Regions from separate parts of the Homo sapiens genome. Here region 1 is linked to region 2. Evidence: read pairs that join two places in POLR2A ChIA-PET (ENCODE). Cell type or tissue: Panc1. All regions are shown on one strand. Each heading gives the region's core, and the rest is flanking DNA. Links, peaks and the distances in the headings are about the cores only.

The links. Peaks named below come from ENCODE experiments on the same cell type or tissue, not always from the same donor. Only the 100,000 strongest peaks of a DNase experiment are listed, where the experiment ranks them.
Region 1: POLR2A ChIA-PET joins it to region 2 with 15 read pairs; 3 of 35 experiments call an interaction of 5 or more read pairs at or near these places.

The regions. Positions count from the first base shown.
Region 1 is chr7:99,378,709-99,384,860 of GRCh38, reverse strand. The region is part of intron 1 of ARPC1B (actin related protein 2/3 complex subunit 1B); the gene reads right to left. Among named protein-coding and RNA genes, the nearest start is that of ARPC1B, 7.1 kb to the right of the region's middle. RefSeq lists enhancers at 3,625-3,944, 4,545-4,864. In Panc1, for the core only: no CTCF peak of the experiment used is centred there; no DNase peak of the experiment used is centred there.
Region 2 is chr7:99,105,439-99,113,390 of GRCh38, reverse strand. All of the region lies in intron 1 of SMURF1 (SMAD specific E3 ubiquitin protein ligase 1), which reads left to right. Among named protein-coding and RNA genes, the nearest start is that of SMURF1, 35 kb to the left of the region's middle. RefSeq lists enhancers at 1,401-1,470, 4,022-4,524. In Panc1, for the core only: no CTCF peak of the experiment used is centred there; no DNase peak of the experiment used is centred there; H3K4me3 peaks cover 579 bases; H3K27ac peaks cover 1,597 bases.

The sequences.
Region 1 (6,152 bases), core at 441-2,940, 270 kb before region 2:
GAAATGAAGTAATCTCATAAACCACCTAGAAAGGTGTCCAGCACATGGCAGTTGGCCCTGCCGTGCCCAGAGCCCTGGTCTTCCCCCACACTGCTCAGACGGGGAGAAGGGAGGTGGCCGGTCTGCAGGGGCTCATGGCTGAGGCAAAGGCAGATATTTAACAGATACATCCCATTCTCCATCCAGACATCCACTGGCTGCACCCAGGGCTGGGAGGAGGCACAGGGCTAGGCGAGGCCTGGGTGATGGCTCTTGGGGAGGCCCCAGGGTGACCCAGCCTTGGGGAACTGAAGGAGGGAGATTTTTGTTTCTTGAGACAGGGTCTCTCTCTGTGGCCCAGGATGGAGTGCAGTGGTGTGATCATGGCTCACTGCAGCCATGAACTCCTGGGATTACAAGCATGTGCCACTGTGCCCAACTAATTTTTGATTTGTTTGTAGAGAGGGGGGTCTCACAATGCTGTCCAGGCTGGTCTCAAGCTCCTAGGCTCAAGAGATCTTCCCTCCTCACCTGCCAAGTATTTGGGATTACAGGTGTGAGCCACTACACTCGGCCAGAACGAGGGAGATGTTTGACTGCAGCCCTCTAGACTAGCCCCAGCACTGAAGGGGAACCCTGGCAGAGGGCAGCGACTCATCCTCCCGTCAGCCCAGCTCAGCCCCTGCCAGCCTGTCCCTAGCCTCCTCCACCTGCCGCTGAGTGTCAAAGGAGCCCACCAGGCCTGACGGGGGTGAGATCACGGTCTCAGCCCAATTCCTCAAACACATCTCTCCCCGCCTCCGTGACTCAGTTTCCCAGCATCACAGGGACCTGGAAGTGGAGGAGCCCAGTGGCACTGCTTGCCCAGCCACATGCCCCGGGACACATCACCTGCCTTCTTTTAACCTCAGTTTTCTCATCTGTAAAATGGGAACAGGAATCCTGCCTCCCAGCAGAGATGCTGAGAGCTGGAAGCAGATGACACACCGCACCTGGCCTCTATGAGGAGGAACCACGAGGCGGTTACTCTTAGCCTGTGATGGATGTGATATACCAGCCCTTTGAGGAGCAGGCCTCCCCAGCCAACCAGAGGCCAATCCTGGGGCACACAGGCATGCACCTGCCTCGGGCTTCCGTGCTGGCTGTTCCCTAGGCCTGTGACACTCTTCCCCCAGATACCGGCACACACGGCTCTCGCTCTGGTGCTGCCACTCAAGTCTGTACTCAAATGTCAACTTTTGGGGAGGCCTTCCCTGGAAACTGCAGCACCTTCCACGGTCCGGCACTTCGTAATTCCCTATTTCCGATTAAATTTTCTCAGCAGTCACCATCAGACATGCACTCACTGATCTGGCCCGCTGCCTTCCTCCCCTGCTGGAATAGAACCAGCTTGGCAGAGACACATTTTTGTTCTATCTTGTTCTCGTTTCTATTTCCACTGCTTAAATGCTTAGCACATAGTAGGTGCTCAAGAAATATCCGCTGAACAAATTTTTCATTGCCATTAGTGACCAACAGAGTACGTTCTCAGAAACGTGTGTGTGTGTGTATATTTGAGAAAGGGTCTCGCTCTGTTGCCCAGGCTGGAGTGCAGTGGTGTGATCACAGCTCACTGCAGCCTCGACTTCCCAGGCTCAAGTGATCCTCCTGCCTCTGCTTCCCAAGTAGCTGGGACTACAGGCTCACGCCACCCTACCCAGCCCTCAAAAATATTATCATTACATAGGTTAGGAATGAGGCCAGGCACGGTGGCTCATGCCTGTAATCCCAGCACTTTGGGAGGCCGAGGCGGGCGGATCACCTGAGGTCAGGAGTTCAAGACCAGCCTGGCCAACATGGTGAAAGACTGTCTCTACTAAAAATACAAAAATTAGCTGGGCGTGGTGGCGCACACCTGTAGTCCCAGCTACTTGGGAGGCTGAAGCAGGAGAATCTGTTGAACCTGAGAGGCAGAGGTCGCAGTGAGCCAAAATCACACCACTGCACTCCAGCCTGGGCAACAGAGCAAGACTCTGTCTCAAAAAAAAAAAAAAAAAAAAGGTTAGGAATGAATGTGTGTGAAAAAATAACTTAAAAATAATAAATAAATAAATAATTTTATTAAATAGGGCCAGGCGCAGTGGCTCATGCCTGTAACCCCAGTACTTTGGGAGGCCTAGGCAGGAGGATTGCTTCAGGCCAGAAGTTCAAGACAAGCATGGGCGATACAGTGAGACCCTATCTCTACAAAAAATTTAAATAAAAAAATTTGCAGGTGTGGTGGTGCACATCTGTATTCTTAGGTATTCAGGAAGCTGAGGCAGGAGGATTGCTTAGCCTAGGAGTTTGAGGCTGCAGTGAGCTATGATTGTACCACTGTGTGACAGAGCCAGACCCTGTCTCTAAAATAAAATGTATTAACTAGTACCATCCAGCACTTTCTGGATACTCCCTCCTTGCCAGCTCTAGAAAAAAAAGTATCCTTTTTTTTTTTTTTTTTCGAGATGAAGTCTCACTCTGTTGCCCAGCCTGGAGTGCAATGTCGCAGTCTTGGCTCACTCCAACCTCCGCCTCCTGAGTAGCTGGGATTACAGGTGCGCACCACCATGCCTAATTTTTATATTTTTAGTAGAGACAGGGTTTCACCATGTTGGCCAGGCTGGTCTTGAACTCCTGACCTCAAGTGATCCGCCCGCCTCGGCCTCCTAAAGTGCTGGAATTACAGGCATGAGCCACCGCGCCTGGCCAGGTGCTCTGTATACATTCTTGACTTCAACACTCCCACCAGCCCTGGACTTTCAGGGAGGCCTGGCTGCACTTGGGGAGGGATGCCAGGCTCCAGGTCAGCTCCAGATGACAGATGTGGGGGCTGAGGCCACCTGCCCAGAGTCACCAGTGACAGCCATTAGATAATGTGGCTGCCTCCCTCACCAGACTGGCAGTTTTGTGTTGGGTCTCAGGGCCTGGGCTGGGAGCCAACCAGGACTGGGAACCCTGAATGCCCCAGGAGGCCGGTGGCTGCCCCGTCACTGCCCTGCCCAGGGGCCGGCCCATCCTGCACTGCATCTGGGCCCAGGCACAAGGGAAAGGCAGAACGACCTTTGCCTGGGGCTGCAGTTTGGCCCCACAGGGCTCAGTGACCAGCCTGCCCGAGGTCACAACACAAAGCCCCCTGCGCTCACTGCCTGGAAGGCCCTGTCCACCTCCTGCTCACTCCAGATCCAAACCGCTTGCTTTCACTTGTATCAGGATGTCCTGGAAGATTCCTGGAGCAGCACAGGACACACACACATGCACATGTGTACATGCACGGGGCAGGGACCTCATGTTTCCTCCATGCTTAGAACAGGACCCCGGTGGGTCCCCAGTCAGCATTTGCTGAGCAAGTAGACACACGCAGCGCAGGGTCAGGCCACGCACACAAACACATGCGTGTTCAGCCTCACACACACAAGCACACTTTGCATGTTAAGCCTTGCACACACACATGCACACTGCACCTCCCCACACTTTAAGCACATGTTTAGCCTTGCACACATGACCATACTCCCCACATGCACGTGTTGAGCCTCACACACAGGCACACTGCAGGCCTGCACACATGTATGTTCAGCCTTGCACACACGCAAGCGCACTGTGTCCACAAGCACACTTTGCACGTGTGGGCAGCCTTACCCAGAACAAGCACCCGGCACCCACTGGGGCTGCCTCTGCAGCCTCTCTCTCCTTATAAGGCCTCTTTGTGTAAGGTGAGGGCCCCGGAAGCACCATCTCAGCGCCCTCAGCCATGTCAGCAGGTCTGATGGGGGTTTCCCTGAGCGTTTCCTGTGTTCCCAGGCTGGGACATCACCACCCACATCTGATGCCAGCACTGTGCAGAGAGAAGCTCAAGGCCTGTGACTGATTCACGGTGCTCATCTACACCCCGACAACCCCCATGGTCCAAGGTCACCAGCAGGGCAGGGGCAGGGTGAAGGCCAGAAGCCCACTTTCACACTCCACCCAGGCTCTGGTTGGCCCCAGGACTCCAGCTGAGGCCAATTTTTCCCTCCCTTTCAGCCCCAGGAGGCCCAGACTGAAGGAACCTCCGGGGATGAGGGTGGGAGAGCCCAGACTCAGAACCCTGGGTTGATGCACAGACTCTGACATCCCAGCATCAGTGGTCACATTCTTGCTGTGTGCCCAGCCACATCTCTGCCCTGGCTGTCAAGACGGAGTGGCTGGCTCTGCTGAAGACAGCAACCCCCACGTGTGCCAGTGGGCAAGGGCAACCGAGAGGACTTGAAGAGCCCTGACCACTGTTTCTAGGACCTAGACATACTCAAGGGGCAGAGGAGGGGCTGGAAAAGATGGCCACAGTGGTACACTAGTGACTGGCAGAGGAGGGAGGTTGAGACCACACCTATCAGCCAATCACACTTCAGCATGAATTAGCAGAAATACTTCCTAGTCTGTTGAACAAACCCCTTAAATGGGGCAAAGAAGTGTTAAGGGGGCGAGAGACAGGAAGACTCATTTCCCTTTTTCCATAACTTCTGCAAAGCAGCTGAAACCCAAAGCGCCTCTGCGATAACTCCCCAACCCCCACATCTTACCAGTGAGGAAGTGGGAGAGCAAAAAGGGAGTGGCTTCTCTCAGCCAATGCTGCCACAGGGCTCCAGTCTCCTGCCTCAGGGATTCTAGCCGGGGACACTCCAACTTCATCATCCTCAGGAAAACCTCTCACCTACCAAGCCTGCGTGAGCCAGCGTGTGCTCACCCCCGCCTGCCAATTACCCTGCTCTGGATGTCTCAGGAGAAAAATACGAGGGCTGCTTCACCCACCAGTGTTGACAGCATAAGGTCTCAGTGATGGCTCCTGGGGGAGGGATCCAGGACACCAACCCACTATCACTGTGGCCCTGTGAGCCAGCACTGTGGGCCTGTTTGATGTTAAGAAACCAGAGAGAGGAGGGGATAGCCGGGCACAGTGGCTCACGCCTGTAATCCCAGCACTTTCGGAGGCCGAGGTGGGTGGATCACTTGAGGTCAGGAGTTTGAGACCATCCTGGCCAACATGGCAAAACCCCGTCTCCACTTGGAAAAAAAAAAAAAAAATTAGCCAGGCATGGTGGTGCCAGGCAAAGAAAGCCTCAGGCTGCCCAGCGGCGGGGTGGTGGTGGTGAGGCACTCTAAAGTCCTGGGCCTTGATACTCTCTCCCTTACTGTGCTGGGTTTACATTCTAGCTGTCTTCATACTGGCTGGGTGCCCTCAGCCAATATTTCCCTCCCATCTTAATCCAGATGAGGCTGGGGCTAGACTAGGCACAGGCTGCGGGACCCTTCTTGCCTGGCTTCCTTAGGTTTCCCTGAATCCAGAGGTTTGGCTGTATCAGAGGCTAAACCAAGGAGGAGTTGCCTGGAGGAAAGATCTCAGCATTACAGGCGCTCTGGGAAGTCCCCACCCAGCTCAGGCAGTTCTTGGATAGAGCAGCCAGCAGGCTAATTTGCACCGTGCTAAGCGGTTACTCAACTTCCTATGCTGGGTCAGAGCCCTTCCTACCCCTATCCTTCCCTCTCCAGCTCTGCTCTTGAAGTCTTACCAACCACGCAGAGTGAAGTCAAGAAACACACATGAAAACAATCGTAAGGTACCATTAAAGCACCGGTTAGTCATCCAAACAAAACAAAAACACACAAAATTCAATGCTAGCAGAGCTGTGGAGAAATTGTCATTTGTTGCTAATTGGTTTAATTCTTCTGAAGGGCACTCAATTCAACAAGTGGGTGGGACCAAATATTAATAGAACAGAATAACACTAACAGGAACTTGAAAATTAGCATTCTGGCCAGGTGTGGTGGCTCACGCCTATACTCCCAGCACTTTGGGAGGCCGAGGTGGGTGGATCACGAGGTCAGGAGATCGAGACCATCCTGGCTAAAACGGTGAAACCCCGTCTCTACTAAAAATACAAAAAATTAAGCCGGGCGTGGTGGCGGGCGCCTGTAGTCCCAGCTACTCGGGAGGCTGAGGCAAGAGAATGGCGTGAACCCGGAAGGCGGAGCTTGCAGTGAGCCGAGATTGCGCCACTGCACTCCAGCCTGGAGGACAGAGCAAGACTCCATCTCAAAAAAAAAAAAAAAAAAAAGAAAAAGAAAATTAACATTCTTTGGTCACATACACCCATTTGGTCCTAAGAAAACAGCAACACATT
Region 2 (7,952 bases), core at 2,847-5,346:
TCTTTTAGTAATTTGAATATATAATTCCATTGCCTTTGGCTCTATGGTTTCTGATGCGATGTCAGATGTGACTTTTATTGAGGATGCCTTCTACATGATTAGTTGTTTCTCTCTTGCTGTTTTCAGGATTCTCTCTTTGTCTTTGTCATATAACAATTTGATTATAATGTGTTCCTGTGTGTATCCCTTTGAATTTATCTTACTTAAAAGTTTGTTTAGCTTCTTGAATGTGTAGATTCATGTTTTTCATCAAGTTTGGGACACTTGCAGTCATTATTTTTAAAAATAATTTTCCTGCTCCTTTCTCTTCTCTCATTCTGGGATTCCTATTATGCTTATGTTATGCCAGATGGTATTCCACAGACTTCTTAGACTCTCTTTATTTAAAAAAAATTTTTTTTTATTTCTGTTCATCAAGCCAGAAAACCTCAAGTTACCTATTCTCAGGTTTATCTATTCTCATGACTTCATTTTTTACCTGTTCAAATCTGCTGTTGAGCCTCTCGTGAATTTTTAATTTACATTATTGTACTTTTCAAACCCAGAATTTTTATTTGATTGCTTTTTTATAATTTTTGTCACTTTGTTGATATTCTGTATTTGTTGAGACACTGTTCTCATGGTTTCCATTAGTTCTTTAGACCTGGCTTTTGTTTTTGTTTTTAGCTCTTCAAGCATATTTAGGACCATTGATTTAAATAGTCTTTGTCTAGTAAGTCCAGTGACTAGGCTTCCTCAGGGGCAATTTCTGTTAATTTCTTTTTTCTGGGTATAGGCCATAGTTTTTTGTTTATGTCTTGTAATTTTTTTGTTCCAAACTGGATTTTTTGTATATTATAATGTGGTAACTTAGGAAATGAGATGCTCCCCCTCCCTGTGGATTGTTGCTGCTTGTTATAGCTATGCCTTGTTCATTTAGGACTTTTCTGAACTAATTTTGTGAAGTCTGTATCCTTTGTCATGTGTGGCCACAGAGGCCTCTCTTCCACTAGCTTAGTGGTCAGCTGATGAATCACTAGAGATTTATTTACACGTCTGGAATGACAACAACAACAACAGAAACCCCCCAGTCTTTGCAGATGGGCTGTGTGTATGTTGTGAGGCACGCCTTCAAGGTGCAGCCAGGCATTTTACAACTCTGTCTTAGTTTTTACTTCCTGTTTGCAAAGATCCTGAAAGTCAGCCAGAGGTAGGAGCTTAGGGCCCTCTTAGGTCTTTTCTGAGCATGCACCCAGTTGTGGCATGCATGTGACTTTCTTGATTCACAAAAATATGTAGGAGCTCTTCAAATGAAGCCCATATTCCCTAAAGTATCTCATTCCTTAGCCTTTCCTCCCAAGTGTTTACATTAGTCCATTGTTTGTCTCTTGCCCCAGGTAATAGCAATGAGTACATTAAATGTTTTCAACAAATGCATGCCCCTACACCCCACCTCTCCTCCCCTGTAGACCTCTACCACTCCCACACTTCTACCCTTGATATCTACCTTAGCCCTGGGAGAGTTCTGAGTTAGGCAAAAGACAGGCATATCCTTTGAGCCAGTTCTTCAGGGAGCCACTAGACAGGTCAAATCAGTCAACCACAATTCTTTGAGAATAAGATATGTTCTGCTCCCTGTGGTACTAGGTACCTGTACTGGAATGTTAGCTGTTGCCTTCAAGGCTGCTGCTGAACTGGGGAGTGGATGGGACCAGGGTAAATTAAAATTCCATGACTCTCTCTTAGCTGTTTATTTTGTATTAGGTGTTCCCTTGCTTGTAGTAAGCTTTTGATTATTTCCCAGTGTTCTGAAACAGTTGATTCTGGCAGTTTTTGCCAGTTATTCATTGTTTTTAATAGAGTGACAGACTTGGTGTTCTCTACTGTCTTAGTCCATTGTCTGGTGCCATAACAGAATACCATAGACTGGGTAATTTATAAAGAAAATAAATTTATTTAAAATTAATTTAAATTGAAATTTGCTAAATAGCTCTTCATAGAGATTATTTTAGTTTATATGCCTACCAGCAATGTCTGAGAGTGGCTGTTTCTCTATACCATCATCAACACTACTTAGTATCAAATTTCTTGATCTTCACAAATTGATGGATACATGCCATCTCTTTTTGGTTTATTGGTTTTTCTCTTATGATTTTGGATAAACATCTTTTTAGGTGTCATTCGTATTTGGTTTTCCACTGAACTGCCTTTTTGTATCATTGACCTTTATTCCATTATTCTTGGCCTTTAAAATTTATTTATTAGTTATTACCACTACCTCTTGACTAGGGTAATATATTGAACTGGTTCAAAAATCAAAGTGCTATAAAAAGGAGTACTCAGTAAGTCTTGCACCTGCAGTTGGTAGCTATTTTATTAGTTTCTTATTGATCCTTCCATGGTTCTCAACATGCAAATACAAGCAAATGCTAAAATACTTGTTAACTCCCTTTTTACACAAAAGGCGGCACCCTATGTCTACCACTTGTGTATTGTTTTTGTCATGTACTATTTTCCTGGGGACCGCTCTCATCCTTTTTCATGGCTGTGTATTTACCAGAATTTACTCAGTCAGTACTGTGTTGCTGGATCACTTCGGCTTTTTCCAGGCCTTTGTTCCTCAGTGATGTGCTAAGTAGCCCCATGCATGTCATTTCTTTACATGTGCCAGTTTGTCTATGGACGACATTGCCAGAGTAAGATTGCTGAGTTAAACGGCACATGCATTTAAAAAGATATGATAGATATGGCTGGACTTCCCTACGTAGGTGTTGTAACATTTTGCATTTGTTCCAGTCTGTTTCTGCATCATCTTTTCAATAGATTGTCAAACTTGGATTTTTGCCAGTCTGATAGGTGAGAGATGGCATCTTATTGTAGGTTTAATCTGCATCTCTCTTGAGTGAGGTTGAGGGTCCTTTCATATATTCACGGGCTGTTTATGTTTATTTCCTGTGAGCTAGCTCTTGATATCTAGTTCCCTGATTCTTCCCCAAGAAAAATTCCATAAATATTTTCACAGGATTGTGTTAAATTCCTAGATTAATTTGGAAAGAACTGATTTTATGTTGCATCTTTTTATCCAAGAACTTGTTATGTTTCTCCATTTGTTCAACCCTTCATATATAAAACTTTCTTCATATGGTTTTATTTCTAAAGTTTATTTCTAGGAATTTTATCTTTTTTCACTGTTGCTTTAAATGAGATCTTTACCACATCTGTGAACTAAGATTGCCTGTAGATACAAAGGTTGTTGTTTTCAGTATTCTAATTGTGTTCCCAGTTATCTTACTGAATTATTCTTATTCTTTATAATAGTTTTTCAGTATATTTTCCTGATAATCATATCAATGAACAATGTTTCAGGACCTCATTTTTTATTTCTAGCTCTTTTTCTTATTCTGTTGAGTCATTAGTGCATCCCAACACTCTTCTACAGTACAAAGGAGTCTGTGTACTATGTACTATGTGTTGCTGGTTTGAGGGATGTCCTTGTTTGCTCTTGGCTTTGATGGAAATGTGTCTTAATGTTTGTCCATGAAGCGAGATATTAGCTTTTGAATTGAAATATGTATATTTTATCATGTGGAGAAAACATTTATATCTTTTTCTTGTATTAAGTTTAAAAAAATCATACTTGGATGTCGAATTTTATCAAATGCTTTTTCGTTATCTTTGGTGACTCACTCAGAGTCCAGTCAGAAAAACAAACTACTCCAGGCATTTCAGATGGAAGAGATTGAATATGAGGATTGGGTTATATACGAGTTCAAAGGCTGACAAAATACAAAGGAAATGGGGTACTAGGATAGTGCAGACACTGTCACTTCCAGGGCTGGGGAAAAATAAGAGATGGTGTTACCACAGTTTTGGAGCTTGGTGCAGGGCTCCTGTGGGGCTGGTCTCCAGGCCTCCGAGAGAGGCACTGCAGAACTGCTGTACAGATGTTTGAGGGTGTGGGTGCAGCTCAGTGAGTGTTTGAACCCCTAGGGAGGGTTTGTGACCTGGTGGGTGCCAAGTCAACTGAGAGGGCTCCCATCTGGTCAGCGTTTGGGAGCCAGCCAGTGAGGGAGTGAACACAGTATAGCCTGAGGACAACCTGGGGCTAAGCCCTGCGGCTTGCCGGTGTCTGTGAGGGGGTGTGGCGAGGCTGGCACTAAGAGTGACAACGGAAGATGGGGGCTGGAACCACCATCTGCTGCTGCTGGTGGCATACTGACAGAAATAGGAAACTAGGAAGGAAGTCCCTTTTTCTCTCCTGTCATCTTCCATCCTCTCTCTAGGACTTCCTGTTGGCAGAAGTTAACAGGGAGTCAGTCAACAGGGGTCTGGAAAACCTAGGTAAGTTGGTGAAACTCTAGCCCCAGCGTTATAGAGAGAGTATAGCAGAGTAGGCTTGGAGAGGAAAGAACGTGGGTAAATAACTGCACATCAGGAATCATGCTATTCCCTTAACATGTCACTTCTGGGTGTACAGAATGACTTTCAACACGATGCATTAGCTTAATATCATATTAGGAAAACTCAACCTCTTCCAAATTTCCGGTCACGCCACAAATTTGTTACTCTTGTCAATACTGAATTCCATTCTGTTATGCTCAGAAGGTTACTAAGAGCCTTCTTACTAAACTTCTTCCTTGATTTAAAGTGTGCATATTACTTTAGGCTTGCAGCTGTGTGTCTAGTGATGGAATTGAAGAAATGGCTCTGGAAAATGCTCTGCTCATCTAATGGGCAATGCTCCTGTGTCCTTTTCTTTTTTTCTTTCTTTCTTTCTTTTTTTTTTTTTTTTTTTTTTTTGAGACAGAGTTTCTCTCTATTGCCCAGGCTGGAGTGCAGTGGTGCGATCTTGGCTCACTGCAACCTTCACCTCCTGGGTTCAAGCGATCCTCCTGCCTCAGCCTCCCCAGTAGCTAGGATTACAGGCATGCACCACCACGCTCGGTTAATTTTTTTGTATTTTTAGTAGAGACGGGGTTTCACCATATTTGCCAGGCTGGTCTTGAACCCCTGACCTTAGGTAATCTGCCCGCCTCGGCCTCCCAAAGTGCTGGGATTACAAGCGTGAGCCACCATGCCTGGCTGAGAATTGCTTGAACCCAGGTGGCGGAGGTTGCAGTGAGCCAAGATCGCGCCACTGCACTCCAGCCTGGGCGACAGAGCGAGACTCCGTATCAAAACAAAATTGCAAGTCTTTAGTGCAAGGGCGTAACAGGGAATGCCTGGTATGGACCAGTTGTTAAGGCTCTGCACAGCAACAATGGCCAAGTGTTCTTTATGTTGTGAGTAGGTTGTGAATTTCATTACAGTGTGATGAGGTTTGTTCTGTTCGTGGTTTTTGCATACTTTCAAGGGATTTTCTTAAACTTGTGAGTTCAGAGATGTCTGTTATAAATGAGATTTTAAGAAGAATGACTTTTGAAAGGGTTCTCACATAGGCAAATTAGGTCAGCAACTTCACTTTCCATGCTTTTCACACGTTTGGGATACTTGTCACCTAGTTTCTGGGTCAGGTGTGTATATATGCCAACAGGCTGGCTGTTTAGGTGAACAATAAGATGTCTCCATATGCTGGTGGTGTTACTAATGGTCAAAAGATCGATCACGTGTGAGGTTGCATTAAGAGCAACTTCTTTTCTCCGGGAATGCCACTTAATACCACCCTGGGACTGGCTCCGAGAAGCCTGGGAGGAGCTTAATATTTCTTGCTTCCTGTAACTGTATGCTGTTTAGTGCAGGGTAACCCTGCAAATAGGACAGAAAGATCGTTTGCAGTGAGAATGGCTGGAGGTTGACGCTCAACTTTCTCTGTGTTCAAGAATGGTTGTTTCCCATTTGTCAGTTGTGTTAGGTCCGAGCGATTTCTAGGAGCTCCTCATGAGTCTGGATCTTAAGGAATCAATGAAGCCCAATCAGAAATATCTTAATGTCAGTGTCTTTTTTGTTCGTTTGTTTTTGGTGACAATTACAAAAATTTTATTATCTTTTAAAATTTTTGTGGGTACATAGTAGGTGTATATATTTATGAGGTACATGAGATGTTTTGATACAGGCAGGCAATGTGAAATAAGCACATTGTGGAGAATGGAGTATCCATCCCCTGAAGCATTTATCCTTTGAGTTACAAATAATCCACTTATATTCTTTAAGTTATTTTGAAATATACAAAGTTTTCCAGAAAAGAATGCTTTCTATAAGAGGCTCCCCATGGTGAGGGTCCTTTGTAGTGGCAGAAGAATTAATGAGGGTAGATTTCAATTTCACACCCTTGCTACAGAGGTGATGGGAACTCTCTACGTCTGCTATGCAGGTGCTAAGGGCAGTGAGTCATCTTTGTTCAATCTTGTTCCTTCTGGTGACACATGAATGTACTTTTACCAAAAACATCACAGAATCTACGATGTGTTATTTCCATCTGGTTAATAATTATAACTACCTTTGGATTTCTTCCTACATCTTTCCACACTTACTTGGGGAAAATGCAAAAGGAATATTTCATCTTCACCGCAGTAGTGCCTGTGATTAATGCAGTCATGAGCTGCTAACGAAACAAGCAAAGAGCTGCTTAGCTTTGATTCAATCCTTAAATCACTTGGGAAAAACCAACTGAAGGGGGAAAAAAAGAGGTCGGAGAAGGCACTGGAATTCTCTTTTCTGTTTTTTCAAGAGACAAGGTCTCGCTATATTGCCCAGGCTGGATTTGAACTCCCAGGCTCAAGCGATCCTGCCTCTGCCTCCTGAGCGGTTGGGATTACAGGCATACACCACTGCTCCCGGCAACAATGGAATTGTTAAAGACAGAGGCTGGCCACCTGTCTGACTTGCTTGCAGTTAGCACCCACACTGCTTATGAAAGTACTAGCGAGTTTCAGGCCTTTTCCTTGTAGTTCATGTGACCTTGTGTTCCCAGTATTTACCAAATATTTTAAATAGTTTCCCAAAAAATTTCCTCCTTCATTTCACACAGTGTGCACATTCAGACCATAAAAGGACCTACTGGAATAAATGCTGAAATTTCACAAACCACAGTGTATCTTAATGATAGGTTTTTAGATATAGGTTTACAGGGGGGCTTATAGTAGTTTCATGATAGGGTGAATTTTTCTCAATCTTTGATATTTTCCAGTTTGCCTCCTTGGGGTTGCATTTTGGCAGAGAAGGCTTTAACACCCCAATGTTCTTAACTTCAGTAGTTGTTGATTGAACAACTACTTTTGGCAATAACCTTTTTCTGTACTATAGAGGATATCAAATAAAAAGGGAGAATTGACCAGATGTAGTCCCTGCTTTGTAGAATTTTACATTGGGAAGGGAAAGATGGAATGGTGAAGAGAATCACAGAAGTATGGAGAGAGGCAGATTGATTCCAGCTGGAGGGATTTGAGGAAGGTTTGTGTAGGATGTGGCATGTGAACTTGGCCTGGCATGATTGGTTGGAAATAGGCAAAGGGATGACGGATTGGGAGGGCATTTTAAGTAATGCAAATAGATTGAGCAAAGGCTTGGAAGTAGAATAGCACTTGGCAAAATGTGTTGGGAGAAGGGGAATGATAGTCACTCTGTGGACTGGAATTGTAGTCTTAGTGGGATAGGCGATATAGAGAGTCTTCATCCAACTGTGTGATAAATATCCTCTGGCCGTTTAGGCCCCTCTGTGACACACACAGCCAAAATTTAATATATGAGTAGAATGCAAAAATCTGTCATTATAAGAGAAAAATCAAGAAACAGTATATATGGTGGTAAAGAACATAGATTTGAAGCTAGATTGCCTGGGTTCAAATCTTTAATAGCTGTGTTATCTTGGGCAAAGCTACTCAGTCTCTCTGATGCCTCAGTTTTCTCACCTATAACATGGGATAAGACTAGTCCCTATGATAGATTAATTTCAAGAATTAGATTAGAAGATTAACATGAAAAGGGTTTACAACAGTACCTGGCATATAGTATAGAGTAGTGTGTAATTGTTAGTA